Regions from separate parts of the Homo sapiens genome. Here region 2 is linked to region 1. Evidence: read pairs that join two places in POLR2A ChIA-PET (ENCODE). Cell type or tissue: K562. All regions are shown on one strand. Each heading gives the region's core, and the rest is flanking DNA. Links, peaks and the distances in the headings are about the cores only.

Evidence for each region. ChIA-PET counts read pairs that join two places held together with the same protein. Peaks named below come from ENCODE experiments on the same cell type or tissue, not always from the same donor. Only the 100,000 strongest peaks of a DNase experiment are listed, where the experiment ranks them.
Region 2: POLR2A ChIA-PET joins it to region 1 with 6 read pairs; 21 of 35 experiments call an interaction of 5 or more read pairs at or near these places.

The regions. Positions count from the first base shown.
Region 1 is chr16:88,866,809-88,874,156 of GRCh38, reverse strand. It overlaps a transcript of PABPN1L not described here. Among named protein-coding and RNA genes, the nearest start is that of PABPN1L, 3.8 kb to the right of the region's middle. RefSeq lists an enhancer at 2,790-2,929. In K562, for the core only: no CTCF peak of the experiment used is centred there; DNase peaks (open chromatin) are centred at 2,686, 2,967 and 3,446; H3K4me3 peaks cover 303 bases.
Region 2 is chr16:88,804,915-88,809,508 of GRCh38, reverse strand. CDT1 (chromatin licensing and DNA replication factor 1) reads right to left here. Exons shown (of 10, transcript NM_030928.4): 4 at 3,872-4,069; 5 at 3,640-3,785; 6 at 3,388-3,488; 7 at 2,835-3,023; 8 at 2,306-2,458; 9 at 2,027-2,228; 10 at 251-1,394. The coding sequence ends at 1,231. It overlaps APRT (adenine phosphoribosyltransferase), which reads left to right. Exons shown (of 5, transcript NM_000485.3): 5 at 1-170. Among named protein-coding and RNA genes, the nearest start is that of CDT1, 3.4 kb to the right of the region's middle. RefSeq lists enhancers at 2,155-2,668, 3,406-4,288, 4,289-4,594. In K562, for the core only: no CTCF peak of the experiment used is centred there; no DNase peak of the experiment used is centred there; H3K4me3 peaks cover 705 bases.

The sequences.
Region 1 (7,348 bases), core at 1,860-5,859:
GCTTCCCTGGTTACTCAGGTCCCTGGGGTCAGGACTGTGGTGGGGAGCGTGGAGGAGACACGAGTTTACTTTGTGGGCAAAAGCCTCCTCTTTTTCCCTCCCCTCCCTGGATCCTTCTTTGGGTACACACAGGTGTACCAGGGACAGTGGCATGTGCACCAGCTGGCTGCATCGATCTGGCCAGCAGCCTCCAGGGGCCAGACCACAAGGCTGAGGGTGAGACAGGCCCTGTCACCTCAGATCTTGGGAAGGGGTCAGCCCTCGAGCCAAAGATGAATGCCATCTGCCCTGCGTAGCCCCCCACCATGCACCAAGCCACCCTCAGCACGAGTGCAAAACTGGCATGAGGACCTGGCCAGAGACCAGGCAGATGGAGCCCTGTGGCCGAGGGCCACAAGGAATCAGGACAGCTGGGAAAACTGAGGCCCGGAGACAGAAGAAGGGGATGTCCTGGGTGCAATGTGTCAGGGAACCCTGGGCGGGTGTTGGCCGAGTCACGTGAAGCAAGGCAGCTCCTGCCCAGGAAGGCTCTGGGGCCCCCTCCGATGCTTCAGAGGCCCGTCTTTCTGTAGCTCATATGCCCAGGCCCTGGTGGTCAAAGACCTGACAGCAAACCAGGTGGAACCCATAGCTCTGGGGAGGGGACGGGGACAGGCGGCATTCTTGTGTTAGGGGTGGTCCCCTTGGTGGCCATGAGTACCCATCCCCATGGTTCCGACCTGCAGTCTACACCTGCAGGCATCTGCTTCTCTTCCCCCAGGCAGAGGGGGGTCTGGGCAGGGGCCACACCTGGACTGGGGAGAGTCACCCTGTCTCTACCCCTTCCCGGCTGCCACCTCCACAAGCTCACAGATCACTGGCTAGAGGCGCAGCCTGCCAAGCTGTCCTCCCGCCAGCCACTGTCAAGACAGGACCATGGCAAGCCAAACGCTCTTCAGAGCCTTTTCCTCAAACCCCAAACCAAACGGCAGCTGCATCTCCCATCCTGAGATCACAGCCAGGACAGGACAGCCGTGAGGGAGCCCAAGGCCCGGCCGGACGATGGCCTGATGGGTTAGCAGAACCAACATGACCTCTTTGGAAAGAGGCTCGTGATGCACGCCCCTCAGCCTTTGCCACTCCTCCTCACTGCTCCTTGTCCCGGCCAGCCTCGGACCCAGGAAGCCTTCCTCTGAGAGGGCCTCCCAGTCCCCAGCAGAGCCCGGCTCTGTGCTATGGCTGTGCACCCGGACGGCTCCTTCCAGTCCAGTCCTCTGACCTGAACAAGGCAGAGACCAGCGTCTCCCACGGTGCTCAAGGAGTGGGTGTTGGGAGGGGCCTGCTGAACACCCGCAAGCCCCTCTGCCTGCCAGGGCCGCCCCAGGACCTGGCCAGGGCTGAGGCTGCAGGACTGGAGGGGCCAGCCTCCCAGGAGGGCCCACGAGGCCCAGCCAGGTGGGGACAGGCCACAGAGGCCCGAGAGGTTCAGTGATGGGGGGCTGGCGGGAGAGCCGGCGGGGATGGGGGGTTCACCCAAACGACACAGTGACAGGGATCAAGATGGGCCTAAAGGGCTTCTGTTTGCCAGTTTTTCCAAATAGATCCTCAAGCTGACACCAAAGCCTGACTCCAGCATCGATCCCCATCCATCCCAGCCATGTGCATGCCGGCCCCTCCGTCCTCGTGCCGGCGCCACCCGGCCCCCAGTGACTGGTTCTTCTCTCTCATCACGTTTTCTTCTGCCCCATCTGTCCAGTATCCCAGAGATCACTTTCCCCACCCCCAGCCCCCGCCCTTCCCCCCCACCCACCCCTCCACCCCCACGCGCCCCACATGCGTGTCCTCTGTGTGTCCTCTGGCCACCCACACAGCCGTCCCTCCATCCCACCCCACCCTCTCCACCCACGGACCCCAGAGTGGCACCAGCTGCCCCCCGTCGTGTGCCAGTGACAAGGGTTGCTCCTGCCATGACCTCAGCTGTTGCCCTAAGGGAACCTGTTGGTGGGCGGCAGCCTCTTCCATACCCAGCGCAGTCCAGGACTGCTCCAGACACCTGCAGGGGCAGATAAAATTCTGCTGCAGGTGCTGTGAGCAGGTGGGACCAGTACCTCGCAACAGCTCTGGCCAGTTGGGGCCACCTGGAGCTCCAGGTGGGTGGCCGGGGCCAGGAGCACACACTGGGTGGCGGCCCACACACCTGCCCAGGGTCCCCGACCAGGGCGCCAGGGTGAGCACATTCCCTGGCAGGGCCGCGACGCTGCAGGGCCGCCCTCTCCCACTCCTTGTTTCCAGGGGTCAATGCCTGGAGGGGGTGTCCCCAGGAGAGGAGGGTGACCCCATGCAGCCTCCCCGAGACCCCAGCACTCTTGGAGCCCCACTCCTCGGGGTGTACTCACAGGTGCCAGGCTCCCATTCCCTTTCCTGGGATCCCAGATGGCTCAGAGTTGAGTCCTTACGGCCTGAGACTGGGGACTTCTGGGAACAGACCTGCCTGGATAAATTCTGCCAGGAGTGATGGGTGCTCCCCAGGGTCCTCTGCAGCCTCCCTGCCCTGCATCCCCGAGCCCCGGGGCCTATTTCCTCCCACACTGCCCTGCAAGCTCCCACACTGAGGGGGTGCTCTCCAAAATGGGGCTGGGGCCCTGGATGATGAGCGTGCTGGCCGGAGAGGAAGACAGTGAGGAGAGGGGGGAGTCCATGGGGCTGGCCTCCCAGAGGCCCGCCAGCTCCCGTGCACACTTCAGAGATAAGGCCAGGGCGCTGCTGACAACCCCTGCTCCATTTTCCCGAAGTTCTAGGAAACTCCATTTTGGACACTTTCTGTTCTTTATGTTTCAATCCAGCCAAGCCCCGGAGTAGCTTCCCAAAGACCCAGAGGAACGGGAACTCAGCGTCAGTACTCAGAGTGAAACCTGCTTTTGAAATACGTCAATGACGGCAACAGGCCTCCCTTGTCCCCACCTGGCTGGGGTGGGGAGCCCCGCCAGGCCAGCTGTCAGCTCCCCAACCCCATCTGCCAGGGCCGAGGGGGTCGGGCCGGTGAGGACCAGGCGGGGGCACAGCCATGTGCAGCCTGGTGGGGAGGGGACTTACTCTCTACTTTCTCCTCCTCTTTTTTTTGACTCTCCCAGAGGAGTTGAGTTGTTTTCTGTAGTTGTGAGAAGCCCATGCCCTGGGTCTGCAGGCTGTGCAGGGCTGCGAGGTGGCCCTCGCCGCTCCGTCTGACGTACTATGGGTTTGGCCTGTAGATGCTGTGAGATGCAATAGTCGGGTTAGCGCCGTGTCCGTGTAATAAAGCGAACGTTCGCTGTCGCCTGGCTGTTCCTCTCCTTGGGTCCCAGGAGGCTTCGGCTGAGCCTCGTCTCACCCGTGAATTCACTAATTACCTGCTGGGGCTCCTCCGTGCCTGGTAGGGCGGGGCCTCCCCATGCACCACGCACACTGCAGGGACAAACAGGCCAGTGTGTGACGTGGGGCTGGGGCGACGGGGAAGAGGCAGGGCGGGAGCACGACGGGGAAGAGGCAGGGCGGGAGCACACAGGCAGGGAGGAGCAGCAGCCCCAGCCACGAGGGTCCCTGCAGGGCTGGCAACGGCTGAGCCTGCAAAGGGGACTTTGGGGGGGTCCCAACAACTTTACACCCGGGAGATGGTCCTGAGGATTCCAAGACTGGAGCCCCTGCCTGAGCAGCCCCACCTCAGACAGTGCTGGGGCTGGGGCCATGACACCTCCGACCCCGATGGGGGACACAGGGGACCTCAGGGGACACAGACAACACTGAGGGGAGGCCAGGCACGGTGGCTCACGCCTGTCATCCCGGCACTTTGGGAGGCCGAGGCGGGTGGATTGCCTGAGGTCAGGAGTTCAAGACCAGCCTGGCCAACATGGTGAAACCCCATCTCTTCTAAAAATACAAAAAATTAGCTGGGTGTGGTGGCGGGTGCCTGTAATCTCAGCTACTTGGGAGGCTGAGGCAGGAGAATCCCTTGAACTCAGGAGGTGGAGGTTGCAGTGAGCCGAGATCGTGCCACTGCACTCCAGTCTGGGCAACAGAGTGAGACTCCATCTCAAAAAAAAAAAAGAAATGAAAACTGAGGGGACACAGGGGACCTGAGGGTGGACAGCACAGGAAGGGACGGCTTGCCCCTCTCAGCCACCCCCATGGGGCCCTGGTGTTGGGTCACACACGGATCCTGTCTGGAATAGGAGTTGTCCTGGGCGCTGGGGCCCCAGGGGCCAGGCTGCCATGAATCCTCAGGCCCGGCTCTGGAACAGGGTGTATTTGAAGAGTGTCACTGGAAAGGCCAGGGTCGGAGCCGTCTGTCCCCTGCCAGGCAGCTGGCAGGAGCCCTGGCCGGGCCTTGTGTGTCAGCAATCTCAGACAGGGTGAGGATGACAAGGTTTTCCATGGCCGGGGCCCGAGCTCAGAGGGGCATGCGTCAGGGCCTGGGCCGAGTCCAGCAGACTCTGGTCTTGGATGGAACTGGTTGCAATCCTGCCTCTGACAGGGAGGTGGAGGCACGGGTGCTGGCAGACCCTCCAACACACAGGCACAGACACACGGGGCAGGGGGCTCCATCCCAACAGGAGGATCCCAGGCTGAGGCCGCACTCCACCCAGCGTACCTGTCCTCGGTGCAGATGTGGGCGCTGCCCCTGAGGAGCTTTGGTTTCTAAGGGGAGAGCTGGCCAAGTCATCAACACTGGACGGACAGCAGGAAAGGCGTGAGGACAGCGGCTCTCGAGGGAGGAGGAGCAGCCCGGCAGCCCTCCCGGAAACAGTGGCACCGTGTTCGCAGGGGGAACAGCGTCCAGGGACCACGCACACGTAAGTGTGTGGCTGTGCGGAGCCAGGGAGAGGGGAAGGGGCGTCCAGGGCCATAGCCAGGTTCCAGACAAGGCCCATTCCTCCCCGACCTCATGAGCCTGCCCCAGAAAATCCTCTGGGTGGTGAACAGATGGGGTGACAGCATGGTCTTCAGTCAGCCTCCTGGAGGTGGGAAAAGAAAACAGAATTTCGGGACCTAAAACGCACTAAGCCAAAGGGAAAAGTCAAGCTGGGAGCCGAATCACACACACCTGCCTCCCATTTTCTTCCTAATTGGACAGCCACGAAGATGAAGAAGCCTGTGCCTCCTCGCATCGCGCTTACAGGGAAATTCCTTGTGGGTCCCAAGATCTTGGCTCTGAAACAGTTCTGCTGGATCCCACCCAGATAGTGTGATCTAGCAGCTTATCTTCCCAGGTATGGGACAAAGGACAGAGCTAACGTTACCCTCCGCTCACCGGAGGCGAATGCGAACCTGCCAGCTTCCTATTCCCTGTGGCAGTTTTATCTTCTGTGGAAACGCAGAGTCGCTGAGCGTGGGGCTACGTAATTCTCTTCTCTACCCCCACCTTCCACATTTCAAAATGTGCATTTGGTGACTGCCAATCAGAGATTCAAAGGAACGCTACCACTTGCCTTTTATCCGCCCTCCCTTTTCTTTCCTTCCTGTGTTCCCCTCCTGCCCGCTCTTTCCCTTTAAGTATAAAAGTCTCCAAACCCTCTTTGGGTTTTTTTGTTTTTGTTTTTTGAGACAGTCTCACTCCGTCGCCCAGGCCGGAGTGCAGTGGCGCGATCTCGGCTCACTGCAACCTCTGCCTCCCGGGTTCAAGTGATTCTCCTGCCTCAGCCTCCCAAGTATCTGGGATTACAGGCGCCCGCCACCATGCCTGGCTAATTGTTTTTGTATTTTTAGTAGAGACAGGGTTTCACCATGTTGGCCAGGCTGGTTTTGAACTCCTGACCTTAAGTGATCCGCTCACCTCGGCCTCCCAGACTGCTGGGATTATAGGCGTGAGCCACCATGCCCGGCCTCCAAACCCTCTTTGGAAAAAGCAGAGCACAGATGTTGCCTGTGGCTTCGTGTTTCTTTTTCCTGGGTGCACCCTTAACCTTGGCAAGATACACCTCTAAACTGATTGATTGAGACCCATCTCAGACACCTTCTGGCTTTTACAGAGGTGAGAACAGACTGGGTGCAGGAGCCTGGGTTCCCAGGCTGTGGCAGCCTCCATGTCCACCTGCTCCCCGAGCCCCCAGCCCAAGATGGAGGAAGGGCCGCCCTGCGTGGGTGGTGCATGGTGCAGCAGTGCAGCTCCAGCCTAGGCCACGCCCTGTCTCTCTCTCCTCCCCCAGTCCCAAATTCCCAGGAATCCCAGCCCCACTGGCTAAACACCGGGGTGCAGTCACAGAGAGGATGGCCTCGGCCTGGGGGTAGGAGCTGTGCAGGGGGCCCCGTCTCCCACCACCAATGGCAGGGGTAAGAGCCATGCATGACCCCCTGGCCCCGAGTCCTTCACAGAGTGGGTGGGAGACGGCAGCACTGGAGATGAAGGCCAGAGCAGACTCCAGCAGCCGCGGTGGCAGGTGCAGAGGGAGGCGCAAGGGCGGACACGGGTCACCTCCTGCTGCAACCCTGCATGGGTGAAGCCAGGTGCAGACACCACCGGATGCCCACTGAATTCCGCCACAGTAACTCACGCCGTCACTCCCCACGGAGACCCCGCCCCACAATAACTCACGCCGTCACTCCCCACGGAGCCCCCGCCCCACAGCAGAATAATTCTGGCCTCATGGAAGTGGCTCCCACCTAAAAGATGACCCAGACCAGGTGCGGTGCTCACGCCTGTAATCCCAGCACTTCGGGAGGCCGAGTCGGGCGGATCACCTGAGGTCAGGAGTTCGAGACCAGCCTGGGCAACATGGTGAAACCCTGTCTCTACTAAAAAGACAAAAAAAATTAGCTGGGCATGGTGGCAGGTGCCTGTAATCCCAGCTACTCAGGAGGCTGAGGCAGGAGAATCACCCGAACCTGGGAGGCAAAGGTTGCCGTGAGCCGAGATCGCGCCACCGCACTCCAGACTTGGCAACAAAGCAAGACTCCTGCCTAAAAAAAAAAGAAAAAAAAAAAAAAGGCCCAGAATAAGGGTTAGGGAGGCAAGGGTCCCTGGGGACTCCATGGGGGTCAGGATGCAGAGACAGCTGTTGCTGCCCCTCCTCTGGGCCCAGGACCCCGCCCCAACCTGCCTCGGCCCTCTCATCCCATGCACCTGCTCTCGGTCTCTGCTCAGGCCCTGCCTCTCCTGGTCGGAAGCCACCTCTCCAGCCTGCTTGGTCCCTGGTACTAGAAGAAACCACTCCCGTGTTCCCACTTAGATCGAGTGTTCATGCAGTGTGGCGTTCGTGCCGTGTGGATGCTGCTGAGGTGTGAACCCTGTCACAGACCAAGGCTCCAGTGAGCCACAGCGTGGCCAGGCGGAAGCAGAAGAGACCGGTGACCCCCACTCAACTCAGCCTCTCCTTCCTCCAGGGAGAGTGTCCTGGAG
Region 2 (4,594 bases), core at 595-4,594, 63 kb after region 1:
TACACACAGCGGGAGAACGCAGTAAACAGCTTTCCCACAAGAGCCGTCTCCTGTCCTCCTGTTCCCCAGGGCAGGGAGCCCCAGGACAACACCAGACTTCAGCTGTACTGTGGGCATGTGCTGCTTGGCGTGATGCCCAGCAGAACCTGTCCTGGTTCTCACCTCAGGAGCTAGAACCCTCCAGGCACTGCAGGAAGAGGCCATGTGGGCCCATCTTCTAGGGGAGCAAGCGAGGGCTCTTCTGCAGATCTAGTGGCTGTAAGCATGACTTTATTAGAGTTTAGGAGGTCAGAAATACTGAAGTCAAGGTGTGGGCAGAGGCCAGTCCCTTCTGGAGGCTCCAGGGATGTCCTACTTGTCCTGCCCAGCTTCTCCAGGCTGCCTGTGTCGGGGCAGGGCCGCGTCTTCAAAGCTGGCTGGCTCTGGCCCTGTCATGAAGGCCCTGTGATGACATGGGGCGTAGCTGGACAATTCAGGATCACCTCTCCAGTCTTGAAATTTTTTTTTTTGAGACGGAGTCTCGCTCTGTCACCCAGGCTGGAGTGCGTGCAGTGGTGCGATCTTCGCTCACTGCAAGCTGTGCCTCCTGGGTTCACACCATTCTCCTGCCTCAGCCTCCCTAGTAGCTGGGACGACAGGTGCCCACCACCACACCCGGCTAATTTTTTGTATTTTTAGTAGAGATGGGGTTTCACCATGTTCGCCAGGATGGTCTCGATCTCTTGACCTCGTGATCTGCCCACCTTGGCCTCCCAAAGTGCTGGGGTTACAGGCGTGAGCCACCACACCCACCCCAGTCTTTCTTAATGACAAAAGTCACCCTTTGCTGTGGGAGGTCCCATATTCAGAGGTTCCAAGATTAGAGGGGATGGCCTGCCACCCACACTACCCAACCCCATATTGCCACAGAGCCCCCTTCACCCCCAGCCACACTCCCGATGGCCCCCCAGGGGGTGCTGGATCTGGCTTCCCTTCCCCACCAGCAGCAAGGACAGAGGTGCCCACAGAAACCGGTTTAATGTGAATCCACCAGGTGAGCCCCATGAAGGGGCCCACCGCCCGCAGCCAGAGACCCTCGGGCTGTGCAGCCTGCAGCCCACATCTGCCTCTGGCCCTCAGGGGCGCTGGGGAAAGGAAGGCCAAAGTGTATCATGTTCATAAAAGAAAATGCTGGTGGGCCCAGGCCAGCGAGCTTCTGAAGCCCACGTCTGTCCACAGTGGCCCCCAGGCTCACAGCCCCTCCTCAGCACGTGTCTGGTGGGCCAGGCGTGCAGTGATGTGGGCGAGGTCCGCGGCCTTGTCCAGCTTGACGTAGGTGTCGGTGCGGATGCGGTGGAGGCTGAGCCAGTCCGGCAGCAGCTCGGAGAGGAGCAGCAGGTGCTTCTCCATTTCCCCTGGGGGAGGAGAGGAGGACACTGAGGCTGGTGCTGGGCCCCAGCCCTGCACGGGCAGCACTTGAAACCAGCCTGACCACCCAACCTCTGTGCCTGCCTGGTCGCCCTCAGGGCCCCATCACCAGGACTTAGGGCAGAGGTGGTTCTGATCAGAGGCCCAGGTCTGGGTGGTGTGAACAGTGACCGGAGAGAGCCAGGCCTACAGTTGAGGCCCTGTGAGGAGGCACCGAGCATGGAGGCCGCCAGCCCATGAAAGCCCTGAGGCAGGAGGTGCCCTGTAGCGTCAGGACCCCTATGTGCTCAGGGCCTGGTCACCAGAGGCCTGGGAGGCAGTGGAGGGTGCATGTGGGGCCCCTTCTGACCAAGGACTGCAGGTGGTCAGGGAAAGGGCCAGAGCTGTGAGGGGGAAGCTGCCTCCAGAGGCTGCAGGTGTGGAGGGGCCGGGCGGAGGCTCAGGGGTGGCTCCAAGGAGGGCAGAGCGCCCAGGACACACCAGTGCAAGAGGCCAGCGCCCACTGCACATCTGAACAGAACAGATCAGTGACAGACACCTCTGCTCAGAAAGCTGGGGAGGCAGCTGCAGCACCAGGCAATTCCACCCTGCACGCCCCTTCACCCCGCCCTGCACGTACCAGGGCTCATGATAGTACAACAGCTGCCCACCATCCTGGCACAGGCCACCTCCATGCTGAGCGCAGGCTTGCGTTCGGACACAAAGACGCTCCGCAGCACGCGGGCCAGCTCAGGCAGCCGTTCTAAGCGCTGCAGCCGCTGCTCCTGCTCCGGGCACCGCGTCATCTGTGCCAGCTGCTTCTGTGCCTCCTTGGCTCGGATCTGCAGCAGGTACCGGGACCTGGTTAGTGGGCAGCAGGTCACCAGGCGCCCACCCGCCATCACTGGGGACGACTCACCCGCTCCAGCAGATCCTGGGACACCCCCTTCAGAGCACTGGGAGAGGCTGCAGGCGGGGTGGCTGGTGGGGTAGCCGGCAGTGCTGGCCTGGGAGACCCGGGGCTGCTGGGCGCAGCAGAGCGCAGGGCCAATTGACTCAAGGCCTTCTCCATCTGCGGGAGGGACAGGTTGGACTGGAGAGGTCACAAGATGCAACGTGCCCCTGGCTGTCTGCCCAGGAGTCCCCGGTATCTCTCAAGGCACAAGTTCACCCAGCACACTGGGTGGTCTGTGCCGGTCAATGCAGTGTCCCAGTGTGCAGCATCGCCTGCCCAGGCCAACTCCCCACATGGGGCTAGTGGCAGAGCCAGGCTTAGAGGCTGCAGCTGGGGACAGAGGGCAAATGCCACCAACTCTCTGGATCCGCCAGCCAAGGAGGAAGCCAGATGAGGCGTCAAGCTCATCACCAAGGCTTCCACCTCTTAAGCCTGGGGTCAGGCTGGCCCACCCACCCGGGAGAAATGGGCTGCCCAAGCCTCGCAGTCTCACCCTGGGTGAAATCAGGTTGCGGGCCCGGGCCAGCACCTCCTGAGCAGTGGTGAGCTTCTCCGTGGCGGGTGGCTGGGGCAGCGCGGCCGGCTCGATGTCGGGTACTTCATCCACGTTGAAGCGCGGGTGCCAGCGGGTCAGCTGGTCCTCCGGCACCACCATGGCGGGGCTCAGGGAGGCCAGGAAGGCCTGGGGAGAAGGAGTAGATGGGTGACCCTGGGCACATCTGAGACAAGGGCAGACTGCATGTGAGGTAGGCCTGTGCTTACGTCCCAGCCGGGCCGCCTCGGGCAAGTCACTCAGCCTCTGCCCAGTGCTCAGCTTGGAGGGAGAGCACAAGGCCTCCCATGGTCCGCGCTCGCTGAACGCCTTGGGGACCTCCTCAGTGCCTGCGGCTGCACCCTGAGCACACCAGCCCTCAGCTCAGGGTGAACCCAGCCCAGTTCCATCCCGGGAGAAGCTGTGAGTGGCAGGGATGCTCCAAGCACAGGGTTAGGTGCTGAGGCAGTGCTGGTGCCACCATCTTCACACAGCGGGGCCGGGGGCCGCTCACCTTGTGGTGCTCCTTGACATGCTCCACCAGCTTCTGGCTGAAGATCTGCCGTCGCTGCAGGAGGCGCGAGGCCGTGAGCTGGGGGGCTGCTCCGTCAGCCTCTGTGGGACGAGTCCAGGCCTAAGTCCCCACCAGGCCACCCAGCCACCCACCCGTGACCAGTCCTGGGCCAGATGCCCAGCACCTCACACCCACCCTGGAAACTGTGCGGCTCACAGATGGGGAAACCGAGGTCCCGCACCCAGCACTCACCCTGCTCCAGCAGTGGCTCGATGGTGAGCTGGTAATCTGACCTCCTGGTGCCATCCTTGAAGGTGGGGACACTGCGCTCCTGGCGGAAGCGGTAGGAGGCCGGGTACACGGTTTTGATCTGGCCAACATTGCACTCCTCAAAACGCCTATGGGAGGATGGGGGCGGCTCAGGAGGCAGGCCCGGGCCCACCCCCAACTCCAGGACAGCCACAGCCCACCCCCGGCCACTCACCTACGCATCATGTCCTGGACGCCCCGCTGGACCTTGGCAAAGGTGGGCGTCTCGGAGCGGTTGTGGAGCATGCCCACGATGGTGTCCATGCTGCGGAACATCTCCGCCAGCACCTGGTACTTGTAGGGCAGCACGAGTCCCGGCAGGCCGGGCTGGGCCAGGGCATGGAAGCGCTGGTAGGCGGGCGCCTTCTCGCCACTGTCAGGGAGGGAGGAGCCTCATGAGAAGCAGTAGGCCCCTACCCCTCCAACGCCACAGCAGGCCCCTCGGCCAGGGAGACCCTCCGATGGGGCCTGCCATGCCACACACGATGGCTTTCGCGGCCCTTGCACACCCACCAGCACTGGCACCGTTAGGGGTAGCAGTGGTGACGGGAAAGCCCGGCTCCACACCCCAGCTCTGCTGTGTCCACGCAGCTCCCCCAGGGAAGCTCTGCCCTCTCCCCAGCGCAGTTTCGTCAGCTCTCAGGGGCAGAGGCAGACAACACACCAATGCATCAGGAGCATTTGAAACCTGCCAGAGTCCCCGAGGCAGGAGCTGCCCCCCGCAGGAGGGACTGAGGGCACAGCGCCAGCAGTGCCCGGGACCTTTTTCTCAGGGGTCTGGGTCCGCGCCCTGGTGACCTCACCACCACCCTCCCTGGAAGGAGCAGACCTGGGCCTCTGACAGGCTCGCTGGGCCACGCCTGCCACCAACCCGGCCTTTGCCGGGGCCTCGTGGCCG